Linked DNA regions of Homo sapiens: region 2 is linked to region 1. Evidence: chromatin loops called from intact Hi-C (ENCODE). Cell type or tissue: ascending aorta. All regions are shown on one strand. Each heading gives the region's core, and the rest is flanking DNA. Links, peaks and the distances in the headings are about the cores only.

The links. A loop is a pair of places that touch in the nucleus more often than their neighbours do. Peaks named below come from ENCODE experiments on the same cell type or tissue, not always from the same donor. Only the 100,000 strongest peaks of a DNase experiment are listed, where the experiment ranks them.
Region 2: it touches region 1 in a loop (5-fold over the local background); 1 of 110 quality-filtered maps calls a loop at or near these places.

What each region holds. Positions count from the first base shown.
Region 1 is chr7:40,431,139-40,441,797 of GRCh38, reverse strand. All of the region lies in intron 9 of SUGCT (succinyl-CoA:glutarate-CoA transferase), which reads right to left. Among named protein-coding and RNA genes, the nearest start is that of SUGCT-AS1, 110 kb to the left of the region's middle. In ascending aorta, for the core only: no CTCF peak of the experiment used is centred there; a DNase peak (open chromatin) is centred at 4,157; H3K27ac peaks cover 3,214 bases.
Region 2 is chr7:40,506,736-40,517,394 of GRCh38, reverse strand. All of the region lies in intron 12 of SUGCT (succinyl-CoA:glutarate-CoA transferase), which reads right to left. Among named protein-coding and RNA genes, the nearest start is that of SUGCT-AS1, 35 kb to the left of the region's middle. In ascending aorta, for the core only: no CTCF peak of the experiment used is centred there; no DNase peak of the experiment used is centred there; H3K4me3 peaks cover 3,058 bases; H3K27ac peaks cover 4,137 bases.

The sequences.
Region 1 (10,659 bases), core at 840-8,839:
TTGGGAGGCTGACTTGAGAAATGTCTCCCATACTTCCAAACTCCCATACTCCCATACTTCCCACACTTTGCTGGCCCTGTGATTATTAAACTCTTTCTCTACTGTAACACTGCTGTTTCAGCAAATTGGCTCCATCTCTGCAACAGGCAAGAAGAACTGGTCATGCAGTTACATGAATATCTTACTATACATGAATTTCTGGACTGCATTTTTTTAACATCCTATCACAAGCATTTTTAAATAGCATTGTTTTTAATGACACAAAATATCTTTTTCAAAATTTGCTTCAACATTCTAAGTTCATTTAAACTGGAGGGGTTTTTTTAGTTTGTTTTGTATTCAAATCAAGCCCTATTTCATAGTTAATATCACAAATAAAAAATTATTAAATTTCATACTGAAACTCTGAAGAAAATGTCTGGTCCAACTAAGATCCTTAAAAAGCCAACCTTACCCCAGTAAGGCCTGGAGGATAAAATAGCAAAATGAATCCCACCCAAGACATTTATTAATAATTAACCTGTGTGATATTAGACAATTTACATAATTTAAGAGCCTCAGTTTTGACATCTCTAAAATAGGAATCATCAGTACTTACCTTTAAAATTATTTTGACTAAGTTCATAAAGTACATTGATTCATGTACTTGGCAAATATTTGTTGATATAACTCACTATGTGCTAGGCTCTGGGTACAATGGGTAGAAAATGACAAGACAAATGAGACATACATTCTAATAAAGTAGCAGACACTAATCAAACATTCACATAAGTAATTACAAACAGTGACAGGCACTGGAAAAGAAAAGTACAAAACCCAGTGAGATCTTTTTTTTTTTTAAAGACAGCATCTCTCTCTGTCACCCAGGCTGGAGTAAACTGGCATAATCCTAGCTCACTGCAGTCTCAAACTGCTAGGTTTAAGAGATCCTCCTCACATAGCCTCCTGAGTCGCTGGGACTACTCAGATGGAGTCTCACTGTGTTGCACAGGCTGGTCTCAAAATCCTGGCTTCAAGCAATCCTCCAACCTCAGCCCCCCAAACAATGAGATCTTAGGAGAGGTGGACATAATGTTGTCTTGGTTGGGAGCGCTGAAGCCAGGAAAGAGTCCCTAGAAAAGTGATCCTAGAAAAGTCCCTAGAAATAGATTGAGATGGTAAAATTTACTGACTTGGTAAATATCATGAATATCATGGTTGAGAGTTGAAATCTAAGGGGGAAAAAGGTGTCATGATGATGCTTAAGTTTCTAAGGAGCTTTTGAGATAGTCCAGTGACAAGTTCACATGAGTAAGACTTGGGTACCAGGTGAAAGTCTGAACTGTGGATAAAAACTTGGCTGGGTGCAATGGCTCATTCCTGTAATCCTGGCACTTTGGGAGGCCAAGGCAGGTGGATCACTTAAGTCCAGGAGTTTGAGACCAGCCTGGCCAACATTAGCGAAACCCCGTCTCTACTAAAAATACAAAAATTAGCCAGGCGTAGTGGTGCATGCCTGTAGTCCCAGCTACTTGGGAGGCTGAGGCAGAAGAATCACTTCAACCCGGGAAGCAGAGGTTGCAGTGAACTGAGATCAGGCCACTGCACTCCAGCCTGGGCAACAGAGCAGGAACCAGTCTTAAAAAAAAAAAAAAAAAAAAAAAAAAAAAAAACACACACACACAGACAAAAAACTTGACTCATTTGCTTATTATCTATAATTGAAGTCATCACATGGACCAAATCATTTAGGAAGAAAGTTCACACTGCAGAGTAGGAAAAAAAGGGAGTTAAGTGAGGAGTCTGAAGGCCTCTCCCATTTGAAATCCAGGCAGAAGTACTCAGAGCGTAAGATGAGGACTGAAGAATGCCTACAAAGTAGACTTCCATTACATCAGCAAGAGGTGTCTGGTGTCATGATGCGAACAGAATGCAGTTTGACATGAATCACGGACTCCATAACTGTTAAGGAAAGGGAGCAAGCACACACAGACATCTGTTTGAGCAGTCTGGCTGTGAAGCGCAGGGATGAGCACGGACTGAAAGCACAGCATGAGCATGGCTGCAGATGGAGTTCCCATGTCGAGGAGGACTCAGGAAGTTCCCACTGGATGCTTCTACCTTCTTATTAACTGAGAGAAGATTGGGGAGTTATGAGAATGAAAGACTAAAAAAGAGTAGAGAAGTTCTGACATATCACTGAAGACAGTGGCGTAGCACCGGGACCAGTTAACACAACTGGAATACTGACATGTTGAGAGCCCAACTGAGTGACTTTCTCTATCATCTCTCAGCTATCCAGACATAGACTAAAGTATATTTACATTCACTAGCTTTAGGATGTTGCCAGATGGATATGACAAAAAGATATATGTGTAGGAAAATCCGCCAGAATGTTACTGAGCAATGAGCCACAGACTAGCTGCATAAGAAAGAAAGTGGTAAAGATAGGAGATTATGGCTAGGCATGGGGAGGTGTCTCAGTGGGTCAGAAGTCCTGATGAGGTGTAGGAGTAGTCACGATGGGAGTAGCTGAATAAGTAAGGTGAAAGAACAAGAGACGATGGATGGTTAGAATGTAGAATGCTTCAATCAGTGATTAAAGGAGTGAGGCAGGTTCGGGTTATGCCTAGAGATCCACAGTGTGAAGTACATAAAATAGTTGCTGCTATGAGACAGCAGCAACTCTCTCTCTCTCTCTCTATCCATATATATATATATATATATATATATATATATATATATATATATATACACCATATATATACCATATATATATATACCATATTATATATACACACACACAATTTCTACATATATACTTTCTATATATACAGTAGTATATTATAGTATATTATAATTATTATATAATTACTACTGTACTTGGTCCCACAAGAAAGGAACTCCTCAGTGAATTCTAAGCCCTTAGGTCTTGACTCCCAGGCCTTCACTGGCCCTGCAAATCACTCCTCCTTCTCTTCTCCTCATTCTGTTGGTTGCCTCACTCTAACAGAAAGCAAACCAGGTGATAACATGCCGTGCACACACACCACTACCAGATTCTTTATCACAGGGAGAGCTCAAATCATACGCAGCGAATTGGGCTGTAAACAGTCAGGACTGTCTCCTGTAAGAAATTCAAGAAACAATTGCTTCTGAATGAAATGATGTGGGGAGACAGCAGCAAGGGCAAGTGTCTAGAATTTTTAAAGGACAAGGTCAAAACCAAGCATTGCCTCACAGGAGACCAGATTGTATTACTCCCGAAGAAAGACATCCTTCTCACTAGAAGCTGTGCAAATTCTGGCACAACAAAATTCACTGATAGGGAAACCAAACACAAATGCACATTTTCATCATACGCTCATCGTGAGAAACCTCCTCTCCTGGAGAGGGAGATCTTTTACAAGACTGAGAAAATAATGATGGGTCAAGGAATTTGATGACACGACAAAACTAAAGAACTTCATGATCAAACTAGGAGACACAAAAGGAGAGGGAATGGAGGTTCAGTGTTTAGTTTCTCTATTTAGAGCAGCTCCACACAGAAGATGTGACCACCCCTGAGATATAAGATACAGAAGTGCAGACTGTGGAGCAGATGTGAAGGCGGGGAATTGAGAAGGTCAATTGAGAATTTCTGCTGCTCCTGGAAGTTTCTACTCCTTCCCAGGGACTTTGCTTTCTGGGCTTCCAGGCATGTTAGCCTCATTTGATGACATCCTAATTATAAAGCTGACTAAAGATGAAAACATAGGGGTTTCAGAAGTCCATGTCAACACAATATATCATATAATCAAGTGGGAAAAGAAAAAAATGTACAACTCGAAGTTCCTATGTTATCTTCTTAAGTTACTTCATCAGTGCATCTAGTATTTTCCCTGGCTTAAATAAAATACAAAAAATTTGTAGTATGTCTACTTCAAAACAAGAGCATAAACTTCAAGGCTTCCCAGGGCTACTTACTTTTTAACAAGATTTTCTTCCACAAAAGGTAACCATTGCTAAATGACTTCATCACCCACTGGAAAAAGACATTCCATGAAGTTTAACTTACCGCCATGAGAATGTTTTCTGGAATGCCAAGCAGTTATTGACTTCTGGGTCTGTGCTAGTACATCATGACAAACATAGAGCACTATTTCCTACCACTGACAGTTCAGTTCACCTTATGGCACTGGAACTGGGCTGAGCCAGATGGCAATGAGGCACAGACTGCTCTGCTTACAAATTAAGAACAGTGTCATCTATGGATGGAACAATGCCACAAATGGTAGATGAGCCCTGGAGTCTCCAACTTCACCTACTACCAATTTGGCATTGGCAGGACATTTTTTACATGGAACAAACCATGTTGAGAGCTCATTGCTAAATATAAGCCCTTGCTTTGAATTAGGTAATTCTAGAGTAACCTTGAAAGCAACATTATATACTGATTTCCTGCCCCAGATCCAGGCTAGGTTTTGCTAATTCCATAATAGGAAATTGGAATGCTCACATATATCCTTGAGGTTCCTCAAATAAATTAAATTTTACTTCCAATCCAACATATGTAGGATTTTCAATCACTCCATTTCTGATACTGGGTGTGGAGGTAATGACAAGGAGGGAAATGGGCAACTGCCTCATATATTTTCTATTCTTTACGTGTTGTCAATGGATATTATTTTTCTCATAAAGAAAACTTTGTGTGAAGAAAGCCTAGAAAGCCTGCTGTTATTCAAGAAGGCAGTTATCATGTATCTTGGGCACAAGGTAAAATGACACAGAGTTTTTCTTCCTGAGGAATATAGGCCAAAAACTGGTTTTAAGAAACCTGAACTAACTGTATTATAAAGAATGCTAAGCCAGATTATTTTGAATAGCCTGCCAAAAGCAGCTACTGCTTCACAGAAACTATGCAAAAAAAATTCTAGACAAGAGACCATATTGATTTTTCAGCAACACCCCAAGGTAAAAATTCCAAAAGAATGCTAAGCCAGATTATTTTGAATAGCCTACCAAAAGCAGCTACTACTTTATAGAAACTACACAAAAAATGCTAGACAAGGGACCATATTGATTTTTCAGGAACAACCCAAGGTAAAAATTCCTTGAGCGTATGAAATATTTTTAAGTACTCTTTGTTGTATCTCAAACATGTTACAATAATCACAGTTCTGTACCATCTATGTACCATATATGAAAATATCATTTCTGACAAAGCCTACATTTACCTCAGACTAAAGGCATTTATAGAACAGAGCTTTAGTCAAGCTGTCACCACATTTCACTACCTACAAGCAAAGAATCAAGCTAGAAAAAAATAGTAACTATAGTTACAATAAAAATATTCTAAATTGGCTTATATAGTGTATTGCCAATAATGTTTCCCAAGCATATCTGTTCATCATATCTCTGGATTTATCAATGAGAAAACACAGAGTATACATAGTGAGACAGAGATTGGGGGAGGCCCTGAAATTAGGCCTGCCCACTAGACCTAAAGTGGCATTAGAGTACAGGCCCAGGTGACAGCAGAGTTTCATCCCAGAGTATGGAAAATTTGAGTAAGTGCAGTACTAGGAAGCAGTCATGGCCAGGTATGGTGGCTCAAGCCTGTAATCCCAGCACTTTGGGAGGCAGAGGTGGGAGGATCACCTGAGGTCAGGAGTTTGAGACCAGCCTGGCCAACATGACGAAACCCTGTCTCTACTAAAAATACAAAAATTAGCTGGGGGTGGTGGCGCGCACCTGTAGTCTGGCTACTCAGGTGGCTGAGGCAGGAGAATTGCTTGAACCTAGGAGGCAGAGGTTCCAGTGAGCTGAGATTGTGCCACTGTACTCCAGCCTGGGTAACAGAGCAAGACTCCATCTCAAAAAAAAAAAAAAAAGAAAAGAAAAGAAAAGAAAGCAGTCAGCAAGATAAAGTATGGCATATGGGAGATGAAAAATTTTGATAGCAAAAGTCTTGAAACTCACAGTAGTTAAATGGCCCAAGAGATATATAGAGAGTCACAGGCTGCAGGATCCCAGATATGAGGATGAGGCTCAGAAACTCAGCACCAAATTCTCATATAAGGAATTGTGATAGCAAGGCAAAGCGTGGAGGGACAGGAACCAGACAGTTAACTCAATGAGAAACTCAGAGAATATAGGCAAAAGCAGAAGCCCAAGCCATTGAACAAAGGTAGAGCAAGCATGGAGAGTGAGCTCTGGGGAGGGTAGGTGGCTGAATATCAGATAAGAGCAACTTAAATGCTAGTTCAAGATGCTAGTTAGTTAAGCGTCTAAGACAGTATCTGGGATATTAGAACCCAATACACTTTTTAAATCAATGTCAATGTGTCACAGCAACCCAGGTAATTCAGGAAATATGAGACATTATAAGCCTTGGTGGCAAAACTGTAAGCATAAAATAGAGGAGAGTTTCAGAGAATCAAAGATAAGGACCAACTGAAAAAGGCAAGCATGCTAACAATAGATTCCCCAAACTTCCTTCCTCACAGATGATCACCCAAGTTTAAGGATGAATATTAGTTAAAGTGACATGCTGAATATACTTCTATCAGGATTTATAGGTATGTCCTATAGTTGGAACAATGAGGACCTCAGTCCTTCTTATTAGATACTTCTCATTCTTCTTACCATGGCCAAAAGTTGGCCTTGAAGCATAGAGGGTCAGCCTTTGTACCCTTTCCACATAGCTACTACCAAGTAATAGGATATACACTGATAATAAAATATATTTGCCATCCAAATTTGGGTTCCTGTACAGAGGGTTGGAATCTAAAGTATACAGACTCTCAAAACATCTTTCGGCTTGGCGAACTATGGGAAGTGTGAATGGCTACTCAGCTCATTCAGCAGAAAATGAGTCCTTATGGGAGGGTCCTGCTGACCCACAGCAGCAGGTGAAATTCTCATGGAGTAACCAAATATTAAAACAAGTCAACCCCAGCATCAGAAAAAGCATAGGGGAAGGCTCTATCTGATATATGTATAGACATTTATAACTGAAAAAAATGATGGAAAAGGTAGCAGGCAACAAGCACCTGGCAGGACCTTGAGGAGACTGCCATATTCCAGGGTCTGGACTTGTTCTTTATAGGACTCACTTCTTGTACTGGATGATCAGATCTGGAAGCCTAACTCAAGGCATCTAAAATGCATGTGAGATTAAGATAGATACCAGAAGGATAAATTACTACTATATGATTAGAAAGAACTATATGATAAGCCACAATACTTAAAGACTATATGACTAATTCTTTTCTTGGGAAACTAATAATTAGAAGGTAAAAGATCACAGACATGAGCATGGTTTAAGTTCTTCCTTCTCAAGTCCCCATGAATCTGGATATGAAGTTCAGCCTGAATCTGCCAATGAAAAAATCATTACACCATTCTATGTGTGACTATAGGAAGAGAAAAAAAAAATGGGACCAGCCTTATTCAACAGAAGGAACCATGATAAACTGCTAGAAGATTAAGGTCTCCAAATGTACCTCAACTATTGAACTCTATGAAATACAAGAAAAAACAAGATACAATCTGAATAGTATTCTGTACATACCTTTCAATCATTAGTTACTCAAAAGAATTGGACTCACATGGGCACATCTACCATGATTAAGGTCATGAGAGTGTTATGTAAGGTTTGCAACAAAATTTAGACCAACTAGGAAGTTATCCCTTCCAAAGTAAGTTAACAGCAGAATAAATGGGAACATTCCTCCAAAACAACACGAAAAAAATTTAGTAAGTCATCCTAGTAGGTCACAAGGTGAAGAAAGCAATAATTATTTCCAGATCTCTAAAACCACTTATAATAACATATGTGGTATGTATATGCCCGCCCCAAAGTTATTATAACAGGTTATATTAGTTAAAAGATCAAGGGTAGCCAAGAAATTCTGTTTGATTTTAGAGTTCATTTATCTGTGTGAGTAATTATTATATTTCAGTTTCTCTGGGATTCCTGTTCTATAAATAAAGGTGGAGAATATGTAAATATTTTTATGCACAATAACAGAATGTGCTGAAAATAATTTATCTTTGCATGCCTCCCCAAATACTATAATTCTTCTTCCCAATTACATTAGATACGTTTAATTTCTATTCCACCCCAAACACCTTAAAGAAGCAGCTCTATACATCATGCAACTGAGCATTCCTCTTCCCTGGTTGAAGAGAATAGCATGAGCACCACTCCCATGCCAGCCAGTAGGTTTACTTGGCACAAATCAACTGCATCAGCTTGAAGATTCAAAAGGAAACAGGAAGGTGGAGATGAGATGGCCATATTCGGCTTAACTAAGTAAGACCAAAAGACTAATAAACTCTAAAACTGAGACAAGACTACAAAATAGAAATAGAGATATGGACTAAGCAACTGCCTCATTCCTAATGGCATCTTACATCTTGTGAATCTGAATTATATGTCACATACTTTTTGAAACATGTGGATATCAACAAGAAGTTATAAGACAAAAAAAAAAAGAAAAAAAGAAAACATGACCCAATCAAAGGACCAGAATAAATAACAAACAAACCTAAAGAAGCAGAGGCATATCAATTACCTGACAAATAATTCAAAATAATCATCACAAGGATGTTCAATGGCCTCAGGAAAACGATACATAAACAAAATGAGAAGCTCCACAAGGAGACACAACACATAATGAAGAACCAGACATTTTGGACCTGAAGAAAACAATCCCTAAATTGGAAAATTGACTACAGAGATTCAATAGCAGACTTGATCAAGCATAAGAAATATTCAGCAAACTCAAAGATGGGTCATTGTAAATTATCACATCAAGGAAGCAAAAAGAAAAAAGAATGAAAAAAGAGAATAAAGCCTAGGGACTTACAGAATACCATCAAGCGGATCCATAGGCACATTATATAAGTTCACAAAGAAGAAGGAGAGAGAGAGAGAGAAAGGATAAAGTACTTATTTGAAGAAATAATGGCTAAAAACTTCCCAAAATCAGGGAAGGAAATAGACATCCAGATTCAAGAAGCCCAAAACTCATGAACTAAAATAAACACAAAGAAATCTACACTGCAATACATTGAAATTAAATTGTCCAAAGACCAAGACAAAAGGAGAATTTTGATTTTTTTTTTTTTTTTTTTTTTTTTTTTTGAGAGGGAGTCTCACTCTGTTGCTCAGGCTGGAGTGCAGCGGCACAATCTTGGTTCACTGCAACATCCACCTCCCGGGTTCAAGCAATTCTCCTGCCTCAGCCTCCCGAGTAGCTGGGATTACAGGTGCCCACCACCATACCCAGCTAACTTTTGTATTTTTAGTAGAGATGGGATTTCACCATGTTGGTCATCCTGGTCTCAAACTCCTGACCTCGTGATCTGCCCACCTCGGCCTCCCAAAGTGCTGGGATTACAGGCGTAAGCCACCGCACCTGGCCAAGGAGAATTTTGAAAGCAGCAAGATAAAATTGACTCATTATGTACAAAAGAGTCTCTATAAGACTATCAGTGGGTTTGTTCAGCAGGAACCTCACTGACCAGAAGGGAATAGGATAATGTATTGAAAGTGCTGAAAGAAAAATTCTAACCAAGAATACTATGTCAGCAAAAATATCCTTCAAAAATGAGGAAATCTATAGAAGGAAAGTTCCTCAACATAATAAAAGTCACTTCACTTTTGAAAAACCCATAGGTAAAATTATAATCAATTGGGAAAAACTGAATGTTTTACACTAAGATCCAAAACAAAGCAAGGATGCCCAATCTCATCACTTCTATTCAACATAGTACTGAAAGTACTAGAAAAAACAGTCAGACAAGAAAAAGAAATAAAAGACATCCACATCACAACAGAGGAAGTAAAAATATCCCTATCTGCAGATAACATAATCCTATATGGGGGAAAAAACCAACAATGATTCCACCTAAAAGAAACTATTACAATTAATACACAAATTCAGTAAAGTTGCAGGATATAAAATCAACAAACAAAAACTATCAGCATTTTATACACAAATAACAAATTAAAAAGACATTTTTAAAAATCCCATTTATGACGGCATAAAAAATAAAATATCTAAATAGAACCAACACTGAGAATGCCAATAAAATACAAACTGACCTTTAAAGAGTTTACACCATTTACAATAACATGAAAAACAACAAAATACTTAGGAATAAATTTAACAAAGGCAGTGAAAGAACTCTACACTGAAAATTATAAAATACTGCTTAAAGAAACTGAAAACAGAATAAAAGAAAATATAGCCTATGCTCATGGATCAGAAGAATTAATATTCTTAAAATGTACATGCTGCCCAAAGCAATATACAGATTTCAATAAAATTCCTATCAAAATCCCAATGGCATTCTTCACAGAAATAGAAAAAAAATACTAAAATTCATATGGAACCATAAAAGACCCCAAATAGCCAAAACAATTCTGAGAAAGAAAACAAAGGTGGAAGCATCACACTTCCTGATTTAAAATTATATTACTAATCTATAGTAGTAAAAACACTAGATATTGCCTTAAAAACAGACACACAGACCAGTGGAAAATATAGACAACCCAGAAATACTGAATAATACCAAACATATGCTGTCAACTAATTTTTCCCAAGGGCACAGAGAAGACAAAATGGGGAAAGGATAGTCTCTTCAATAAATGGTGCCAGGAAATTCAGTATCCACAGGCCATTAACT
Region 2 (10,659 bases), core at 1,695-9,694, 75 kb before region 1:
ATGCTATTTAACATTCTACTGGAGGTCCTATCCAGGGAGATCAAGAAAGAAAAAGATAAGAAAAGAAAAGAAAAAGACAAGAAAAGAAAGTCATCCAGATTGGATAGGAAGATAACATGAGCTTACATTTAAAAAATCCTAAGGAATTCACATCGAAAAAAAAAAAAATGCTACTGGAACTAATAAGTGAGTTTAGCATGATAGAAAGATACAAGATTAACCTACAAAATTAATTTAATTTCTATGTAACAGCAATTAAAATAAAAAATTCAAAAATGAAATTAAGAAATAAATTTCATTTACAATAGTATCAAAAAGAAAAAATTACTCAGGTATAAATTTAACTAAAGAAGTGAAAGACTTACTTACTAAAAATTGCAAAACATTTTTGGAAGCAATTAAAGAAGACATAAATAAATGGAAAAACATATCACCTTCATCGATCAGAAGACTTAATTAATATTGACAAGACATCAGTATGAACGAAAATTGCATATTCAATGCAATTCCTAACAAAATCCCAGCTGGATTCTTACAAGAAATTGCCAAGGTTTTCCAAAAATTCATGTGGAAATGGAAGGGGCCTAGAAAAAAACAAAACAATCTTGAAAAAGAAGAAAAATGAGGTACAGACACTTCTTCATTTCAAAACTTAACAACAGAGCTACAGTAATCAAGACAGAGTGGTATGGGCAAAAGGATAGATATATAAATTAATGAAACAAAATAAACCCTCACATTTATAGTGAATTGGTTTTCAACAAGGGTGCCAGAACAATTTAATGGGGAAAGAGCAGTCTTTGTAATAACTGGTGCTGTGCCAACTGGTTACTCACGTGCAAAAGAATGAAATTAGACTCCTACCTCATACCCTATACAAAAAAAAGACTCAAAATGGACTAGAGACTTGACTGTAAATGGTAAAACCATTAAATTATTAGAATAAAACATATTCCTAAATCTTCATGTCCTCAGATTAGGCAATAGTTTCTTGGATATGATACCAAAAGCACAAGTAATAATGTTTTTAAAAATGGGTAATTAGTGCTTCATCAAAACTAAAAACTTTTGTGTGTCAAAGAATACAATCAAGAAAATGAAAAGAAAACTTACAGAATGGAAGATAATATTTGCAAGACATTTTTCCAGATGCTCTCAAGAACTCTTATAACTCAATAATAATAGACAAATAACCAAATTTTTAAAAGGACAAAAGATTTGAATAGACTTTTTTTCAAAGCAGACAACGCGTCAATAATACCTTAAAAGATTTTCAACATCATTGTCATTAGTGTAATGCAAATAAAAACTACAGTGAGATACAACTTCATATACACCAGTATGGCTATATTAAAAAGAAATGAAAAGAAGAAAGAAGAAAGGGAAGAAGGAAGAGAGGGATGGAAAAAAATAAAGAAGTGTTGGCAAAGTTATGAAGAAATTCAAAGCCTCACACATTGCTGGTGGATTTGGAAAATGGCGCAGCCACGTTGGAAAATATTTTGGCCATGGTTTAAAATGTTCAACATAGAGTTATCATATGCCCCAGTAATTCCACTCTTAGGTACATACTCAGAACATTGGAAAACCATATGCTCATACAAAAGACTACATGAATTTACATAGACATACTATTCATAGTAGCCCAAATTTGGATACAATACAAATGCCTATAACAGATAAATGGCTGAGTAAAATGTGGTATACCCACACAACAGAATATTATTCAGCCATATAAAGGAATGAAGTACTGATACATGCTACAACATGGAAGAACACTGAAAACATTGTTCTAAGTCAAAGAAGACACTCATAAAAGTACACATTTTCAATAATTCTGTTTACATAAAATGTTCAGAATAGGCAAATTCATAAAAACAGAAAGTAGATTAGGTTACCAGCGATAAGGGGAGGGAAGAAGGGTGCGACTGCCAATGGTGTTTCTTTTAGCAGTTATGAAAATGTCCTGAAATTAGATGGTGGTGATGGTTACACAATTCTGTGAATGTGCTAAAATCCGTGGATTATCTACTTTAATAAAAAGGTAATTTTACAGTATGTGAATACCCCAATAAAGCTGTTTTTGTAAAAAGGTCACATAGTGTATGATTCCATTCATATAACATCCTTGAATTGATACAATTATAAAGCTGGAAGACAAATTAATGATGGCCGTGGATCAGGAATGAGGGTGGGTGTGGGTGTGGCTCTCAAGGGGTAGCATGAAGGAGATCTTTGCCCTGATGGAACAGCTCCGTGTTTTGATTGTGGTCATGGTTACAGAAATCTACACATGTATTAAAATGACATACAACTCTATATACACACACATTGTAACTATGCCAGATTCCTTGTTTTGCTGTTATACTATAATTATATAAGATGTAATTATTGAGGGAAATCAAGTGAGAAGTCCACGAGACCTCTCTAACCACTTTCAGGATATTCTGTGAATCAAATTATTTCACATTTAAAAATAAAAACATGTTTTTAAAAATAACTTCCATGGTCTTTAAATCTCATCTTTATCATCAATATCCTGATTATTAATTTGGCTCTCCATGAGTTCCTTAATACCTGAAAAGTATGCCGTGGTAAAGAGACGTCATGTGTTGCTGGCTTTGAAGCAAATCTCTCATCGCAAATACATAGCTTGCCTTTTTTTTTTTTTTTTTTTTTTTTTTGAGACGGAGTTTCGCTCTTGTTGCCCAGGCCGCAGTGCAATGGCACGATCTCGGCTCACTGCAACCTCCGCCTCCCGGGTTCATGCTATTCTCCTGCCTCAGCCTCCAAAGTAGCTAAGACTACAGTCATGTGCCACCACACACGGCTAATTTTTTGTCTTTTTAATAGACATGGAGTTTCACCATGTTGGTCAGGTTGGTCTTGAACTCCTGACCTCAGATGATCCAGCCTCCTCGGCCTCTCAAAGTGCTGGGATTACAGGCATGAGCCCCCACGCCTGGCCTTAGCTTGGCATTTTTGTTTGTTAATAAATCTCATATTTTTCTGTAAAATAGTAAGTTAAATTGTGATTCTTTTCCCCTGGTGCTTAGCATAATGCCTTGCACAGCTGGCACTCATGAAATATTTGATAATAAATGAAGTCTGAATCTTCAGGTCTCAGAAAACAAACTGAGCTGTGGTGACTCTACATCAGGACTGTGAAGCCCAGCCTAAAGGAAACATCAACGTCAATTTAAGGCATCTTCTTTTCTATGCATAAGTTTCTGAGTCACTGAAAAAAAAAACAGTCCATATTTAATTGTACTTGTACTAAAGTTTGCATAAAAATACTTCCCTGATGCCGGGCACGGTGACTCACACCTGTAATCCCAGCACTTTGGGAGGCCGAGGCGGGCGGATCACGAGGTCAGGAGATCGAGACCATCCTGGCTAACACAGTGAAATCCTGTCTACACTAAAAATACAAAAAAATTAGCCGGGCATGGTGGCAGGTGACTGTAGTCCCAGCTACTCAGGAGGCTGAGGCAGGAGAATGGCCTAAACCCAGGAGACAGAGTTTGCAGTGAGCCGAGATCGCGCCACCGCACTCCAGCCCAGGTGACAGACCAAGACTCTGTCTCCAAAAAAAAAAAAAAAAAAAAAAATACTTCCCTGAGCTTAAAGATCACACAGTAAGCATTATCTCTAGGAGAATCCCCTAATTTAAATAAGTCCTAATTATAGCTCATAAATATCTTCAGGACGAAGGTCACTTTTTCAAAGCCATGATGTCATTGAGTGCCTGTGTAAGAGGATGGTAGAGTATAAAAGAGCATCTTGCCTTACTGTGTTTGCTCCTGTACAAGAGTATCCCTGAGGTTAGGTAGGTCCTGGCTTCCCCCTACTTTAGTGACAATTTGAGAATAAGTGAAATGGAGCTCTCAGGAAATAGGAACTGAATCTTATCACAGAACGCCTCTTTAAAACAAGTTTTATGATCCTAAATGGCCAAAAACAGAGCTCAGAGCAGGTTAGCTTAGCCCAGTTGTAGTTCAATATAGCTCCCCAAGATGCCCACACATATCCATATACTAAAGTAGCTGATTTCTGGTAACCTGAAGCACAGTATAGCTTTTACAGGGCTCATTCATTGGTCATCCATAGCTTGATTATTATCAGAATTTGAGTTTACCAGAAGCTGAGGCCCAGAGTTCTGACTAACAGGGTATAAGACAAAGGTTGAACAGTTATGGTGGGCAAGATCCCAAAAAATCACACGATGTATGATTTTTGGTAGGTTGTGTTAAATGTGGCTTGGACCTGAAGACTGCTATCTTCTAAACTAAAGCTCCACCATGGGACTGATCTCCCCTACATTTGTCAACTGTAGATGTATACAGGCGTATCTACATCCCGGATCATGCTGGGCTCCATTGCCCAGAAGGATATTGATACTCAGGATCAGCAGAATCCTCTCCTGCTGGTATGAGTCTATCTGCTCCACTTCCAGTAGCTGGCATCATAGTATATGGTGCTACAATTTGAATATAGATCAAACTCCCCAACATGGCATACAGGCATTCCAAAACTGACTCTTAGATTCCCCATTCTCATCTCACTATCTCTCATCTGCACTCTATCCTCTGGCCATGCATACAACCTGAGTTTCTCATATTTCCCCAGCAGTTTCACACTTACCATTTCTATGCCAGTTACTACTTCTGCCTAAAGTACCTACCCCTTCACCACATTTTCCACATTTTCCAGCAAACATCTTACCATCTTAAAAAAAAAATTTCCATCATTTTAAAGTTCTTTATGCATGTACTATCTCACTCGTATATGAAATAAATGAAATATAAATCATTAAAATAAATAAATATTTAAAGAAAACTGAGGCATATAGAAGTTGAGTAATGCCCAAAGTCACCCACTGAGTAAACGACAGAGCCCAAAGAAAAAGCCAGGTCTGTCTAACTGTGTAAAACATGTACACAGCCACAGCACTCTATCTAAAGTATTCTGTGGTTCTAGAATGGAATCCTTGCAGAATCTTTTAAAAATTCAGATATCCATAACTCCATCTTAAACTTGTGTTTCTTCTTGCTGGAGCTCTGGGATATGTATATTGGGAAAGTTTCCCAGGTGACACTGAGGCACAATGTATTTGAGAACCTCCACCTCATGATATAGAAGGTCTTAGAACAAGTATTGACACTTCAGTGTACCACTAGGAATTGGACAGCATCTGAAACCAATTTTGGTGATACACCATTTTTCAAAAAAGTTAAATGAGACATGTCTATTTTGCAAAACTGAGAATCTGTAGAGAAGTACTTCCAGGAGTAACTGCATTCTGGTAACATTTAATTACATTTTGTAAATTAGCAAAAATCTGTTTTGTAAAGAAAAATGAATTTAAATTATCTTTCATTTAAATTCTTGACAAGGGATCAACTACAATTGTGTGGAGAATAGATTTGATTTGAACATTTGATTGAGTGTGTAGCTGTCTTAGTGGTCCTCAGGCATCAAAAATAAAATCTCAAGTATGATGAAGAAATATTAATAATATTTCAGGCTTTATACTACTCATTCTTTCATGTTTTTGGAACAAGAAAAGGAGGATTATTGTAATCAATAAGTGTGAAATGAGACAAAAATGAAAACCATGGCATATATAGGGCTCCCCCTTTGCCATTATACGCTTTAACATTTTTTAAAAATTCAAGGCTCTTTGTCTTTGCATTTATGTAATGTGAGATATTTGAAATGAAATTTGTTTTGTGTTATTTTTGCTTTTTATTTAAAATAAATTCAGACTTGCAAAAAAGTTGTAAAGTGAAGTTTTCACATACTCCCATCTCAACTTCTACTATTAACATCTTACCTAATCATGGTAAAATTATCAAAACCAAAAAATTAAAATGGATACAGGGCTATTAACTAACCTGCAGACTTAGTTTGAATTTTGTCAAGTGACCCAGTAATGTTCTCTTCTCTGGGTTAGGAGGCAATCTAGGATCCCACACAGCATACAAGTGTCATGTCGTTCAGCCTTCTCCAGTCTGAAACTGTTCTTCAGGCTTTGTCTTCCATAACCTTGATGCTTCTGAAGAATACTGGTCAGCTTAGGGACAATGGTCCCTAAGTTTAAGTTGGCCAGATGTTTTCCCACAATTAGATTGAAGCCATGCATTTCGGGCAGGAAATTGAGATTATACATGATACCAAGGGGTACATGATATGGAAGTTCGCTCTCGGGATGTATGATGACTTGGTTAAGCTGATGTCTATAAGATTCTTCCACAGTAAGGTTATTACTTTTTCCTCTGTAATGACGATGATGGAAAAATACTATGTCTAACTGTGAAAACTATGTACACAGCAACAGCACTCTATCTAAAATATTCTGTAGTTCTAGAATGAAATCCTTGCAGAATCTTTTAAAACTTCAGATATCCCTAACTCCATCCTAAACCTGTGTTTTCTCTTCCTGGAGCTCTGGAATCTGTATATTGGAAAAGTTTCCCAGGTGACTCTGAGGCATCCACCAATGGTCCTTTTTCCCACAACAATTATTACTGTGGTGTTTACCTAAGGGTAACCTTCTATTTCTCTTCTGCCTTCTAAGTTTATTAATTGAAATTCTACATTTCACATTTATTTATTTATTTATTCAACCATTTACTTATTTTTGTACGACCTCATGAATACTTATTTTATTCCGAAAAGTATAATCCATTAATATAATTTTGTAACAAAAATGGTCCCAAAGTGGCTGTTGAAAACGCTTAACGTTGCCTCTTTGTACTTCTGTCATGTTCCTATCATTTTGTGAAAACTTCCTTACTTAATAGAACCACAAGACGTTCCAGGATTATATTATATTTGAGGTAAAGTATGGGACAGATTATTTAGTACTGCTCAGATACCAAAAAACAAGATTTCTTTTTCCTCCCTCACCCCGACCAATGCAGACTCTGATACTTTATCTCTCTTTCTGAAAATTCTGGTTTCCCTCACACTCCAAAACACTGTGTTTACCAGAGAACACGGAATAAGTGCTAGATAACTATCAAATGCCTTATATAGAAAAATGATATTTAAGGAAAGTAGTTTAAGAACAAGCTAACCATTCATTCCTCTATATCAGATTTTCTCTGTCTTTTCAACAAAATCATTTTATTTTAATAAAAAAACAGAATTATATATGTAATTAAAAAGCAATACAGTATTATTAAATATATCTATATACATTTCCAAAACTATAACATTCGCTTACCTTATAATCAATATAATAAATAATGTTTTATAATTCTGGTTATTTATTATTTTATACAATATATTTCCATAGCTTGAATTATATATACTATGAAAATTCAAATTCCCATGAATAAGTACTTACAAAATATCTAAACTTTTAGAGCACTTCAACTTAACAACTATGTCAGGATTTTCTTCAAGCAAATGATCAAAAAACTTTTTTCAAAAATAGTAAGAAAATGTTGCTTTAAAGTTGGAACATTCAGGTTGCGGGTACAATGGAGCAATAACTCTACACCATCTCTCCCACTGAACACAGCTCTAAATCCTGGACAGAATACAAGGAGCAGCTATTTGAGGATTCAAAAGTAAATAGCAGCAGATGGACTGAGGAAGAAGAACAGAATTCAAATACCAGCAAACAAGTGGTAACATGATTAACTTTTTTACTCCTGTATCCCCTGGTCTGAACTCAACACACAACAAACAAAGAAGTGAGCCCTGAAAAGCAGACGGAAAGAAAAAGCCCAGGAGAAGCCTTTTAGTTCTGGCTTATAGGAAAGGGAATGCAAAACACTCAGAGAGAATGTAAAAAAAACCCTCAATTAAAAAAAAATTATTTTGTTCATTTGCCTACCCGCTGGACTTCAGGCAATCCTCTGCTGACAATGGTAACAGCAGCAGTGACAAAAGAGGGAATGGGAGTGAACAAAAGACAAAACCCTAAGAAAGGAAACATTCCTCTAGGTTTAAAGAAATGACAGTTTCCAAAGGGTACAGCCAAATACCATTGGTCTTTTTCCCTTTGTGATCTCCTGCCACATAGCCCCAAAGACAGTGTGGCTGCGGAAGTGCACAGTAGATTAGGGTAATGAAAGTCATAGTATTTTGGCCAAAGGACCAAAAAAAAGGTATCCCTAAAAACTGGAAATAACCAGGGAGATCATGAGAGAAAAACTTGAGAATATGACTGTATAAAGTTGCTTATGAATCACATAGTTTATACCAGAATAATTTCTGGCAATCTACTTATGCCAATTCCTAAGCCCTATGAAAGATACTAGAAATCAACGGACTTTGTTAGTCCAGAAACATAAATTTTAACAAAGCTCCAGGATGATTCTGGCCCATGTGTTCTTTGGGAGATTACTCCAAACACACTACTGTAAAACGTCCACACTTTTCTTTCAAAAAAAAAAGCGAGATAGGAGATCACAGCTAGCAAGGTCAGGGCAAGGAGGCTGAACACCACAGCAGGGCACAGTCAGACATTCTTGAGGGTGTAGGAAATAACTGGAAAGAGAATAAGCACCAAGCTCAGAGTAAAATAAATTTAGCACATTTATTCTGATAGGGTAAAGATACATTTGGGTTATCTTGGAAAGAGGCAGGGTAAAGTGTGCAGGACAGGACTTTTGAAATATACCCTCTTCTTAGCAAAACAGCAATTTTTCTGGTGAAAATTTTTTTTTTAAACTGAAATTCTCTGGAAATTACTGTAGGTCATATGGCAAATGAAAAAACATTCATTCAAGAGAATCAACTAAATCTTAGTAAGAATGGTGAGGGTCCATGGCATTTGAGCCATGGCTTATTCCATTAACCTCCACCATCACTACCAAGCTCTACACCTCTGCATTACAAAAGCTTTAACCGAGGCAGTCTACTCCAGGCAGGTGCAGCCAAGATAAGGAGGGCTTCCTCTCCACCTACCTTCTACTCTAGGACTATGGCTTTACCCCATGAGGAGCAGGCTGCTGTGTTTTTCACTTCTCATAGCCTGTGCTGCAGAAGCTATATTCTAGGCAGACATAGCAAAAATGACATGGTCTGCCTTCCCCCATCCCATCCCCACACATAGGGTGGAAGCTCTACCTTAGGCACGGCAGGCCAAGGCACCGGGGTTCTTGTTGCCCCTGTTACAGCTTAATTGTAGGTAAAACGATCCACTGCAGAAGGACCAAGCCAAAAAGACTAAGGGCACTCACCACCACCACTTCTAGTTCTCACTCTTAGAGCAGGAATGTTACTCAGGAAAAGTGGAACTTACCCCAGAAGTCTGGTACAGTGGCAACAAGGTTTTGGCCTGGCAGAAAGGTAGGTCATAAGGATGAAGAGTTCTCCAGCTCTGCCTGAGGAGGCTATCCTTACGTGGAAGAGAGAGTGGAGAGCTCTAAGTCTAAGGGCATTGTTGAAAACAATACAGGTTTTTCTGGGGAGCAATTAAGAGAAAGATGTTAGCTTCATGATACTAGCAAAACAGCAGACAAGCAAGTTTAATAGAATCAAGAAAAGAGACAATCAAGATGAGCCCTTCTGAGATCACAGGCAACTCTGTATGCAAGAAAGGATGTACACATATGTTCGGCTTTACCAAGAAGGGGTAATCAAAGCACAATTTGGGGCCAGACCTGAAAGTATTCATCAGGTTGCATCCTGACCCACCCAAAACGCAGTAGCCTCACTGGCACGAGGTACTTAAACTCTAACCAAACACTGAGTGAACAGTAAGCTGCTCTGACCCAAGGGCAATGCCTAGAAAGCTAGGCTTCAAAATCACACTCATCCATGGAAGTCTGGGCAACTATGTCCATATCTAAAGGCTGGGTCCTCTCAGAAGCAATGGCAGAGGGAATCTTCACATTACCAGACCCCGGCTGAATGTGGATGGGTAGCAGGGGTAGGGGGGTGAGTAAACTACCTTAACTGTGATAGCAGTCTCTAAGTCAAGCACACACATCCAACGGTAAAGGATAAAAAATATAACTGGCTAAGAACAACCTTTGATCAATTAGTAGCTTATAACATATGAAGAGTGACCCCTAGAGGTCAAGATTAAAATCTCCTACCCCAAGGTGGCAGATAAAAACAATTGGAAAGACTCAGAGCTGGGACCTCAAAAGCTATGCACTGTAGAAAAGGTGGGTGGCGAGGAACATTTCGCAGAACTGGTTGGGCAAAGTTAACGTCATTTGAACTAGTGAGCAACAAACAAAACAACCTTAAAGGTCGGGGAGGGGAGATCTAAAGTGTTCAGTTAACAACAAAAAATTATGAGACACACAAAGCACAGTAAAGTGTGACCAACATACAGAAAGAAGAAAGCTGGCAACAGAAACTTCCTTTGAAGAGATCCTGATGGTAGACTTAGGAGAAAAAAAAACTTCAAATCAGCTGTTATAAATATGCTCAAAGAACAAAAGAAAACCATGCCTAAAGAAGTAAAGGAAGGTATGTTGACACTGTCTCCTAAAGGAGATAATATCAATAAGGAGGTAGAAATTATTCAAGTTATTAAAACGAACCAAATATAAGTTCTGGAGTCCAAAAGTACAATAACTGAAATGAAAAATTTACTTGAGGGGTTCAACCATAAATTTGAACTGGCAGTAGGAAGAATCAGCAAACTTATAAGATAGATTAATAGAGATAAGCAATATGCAGAAC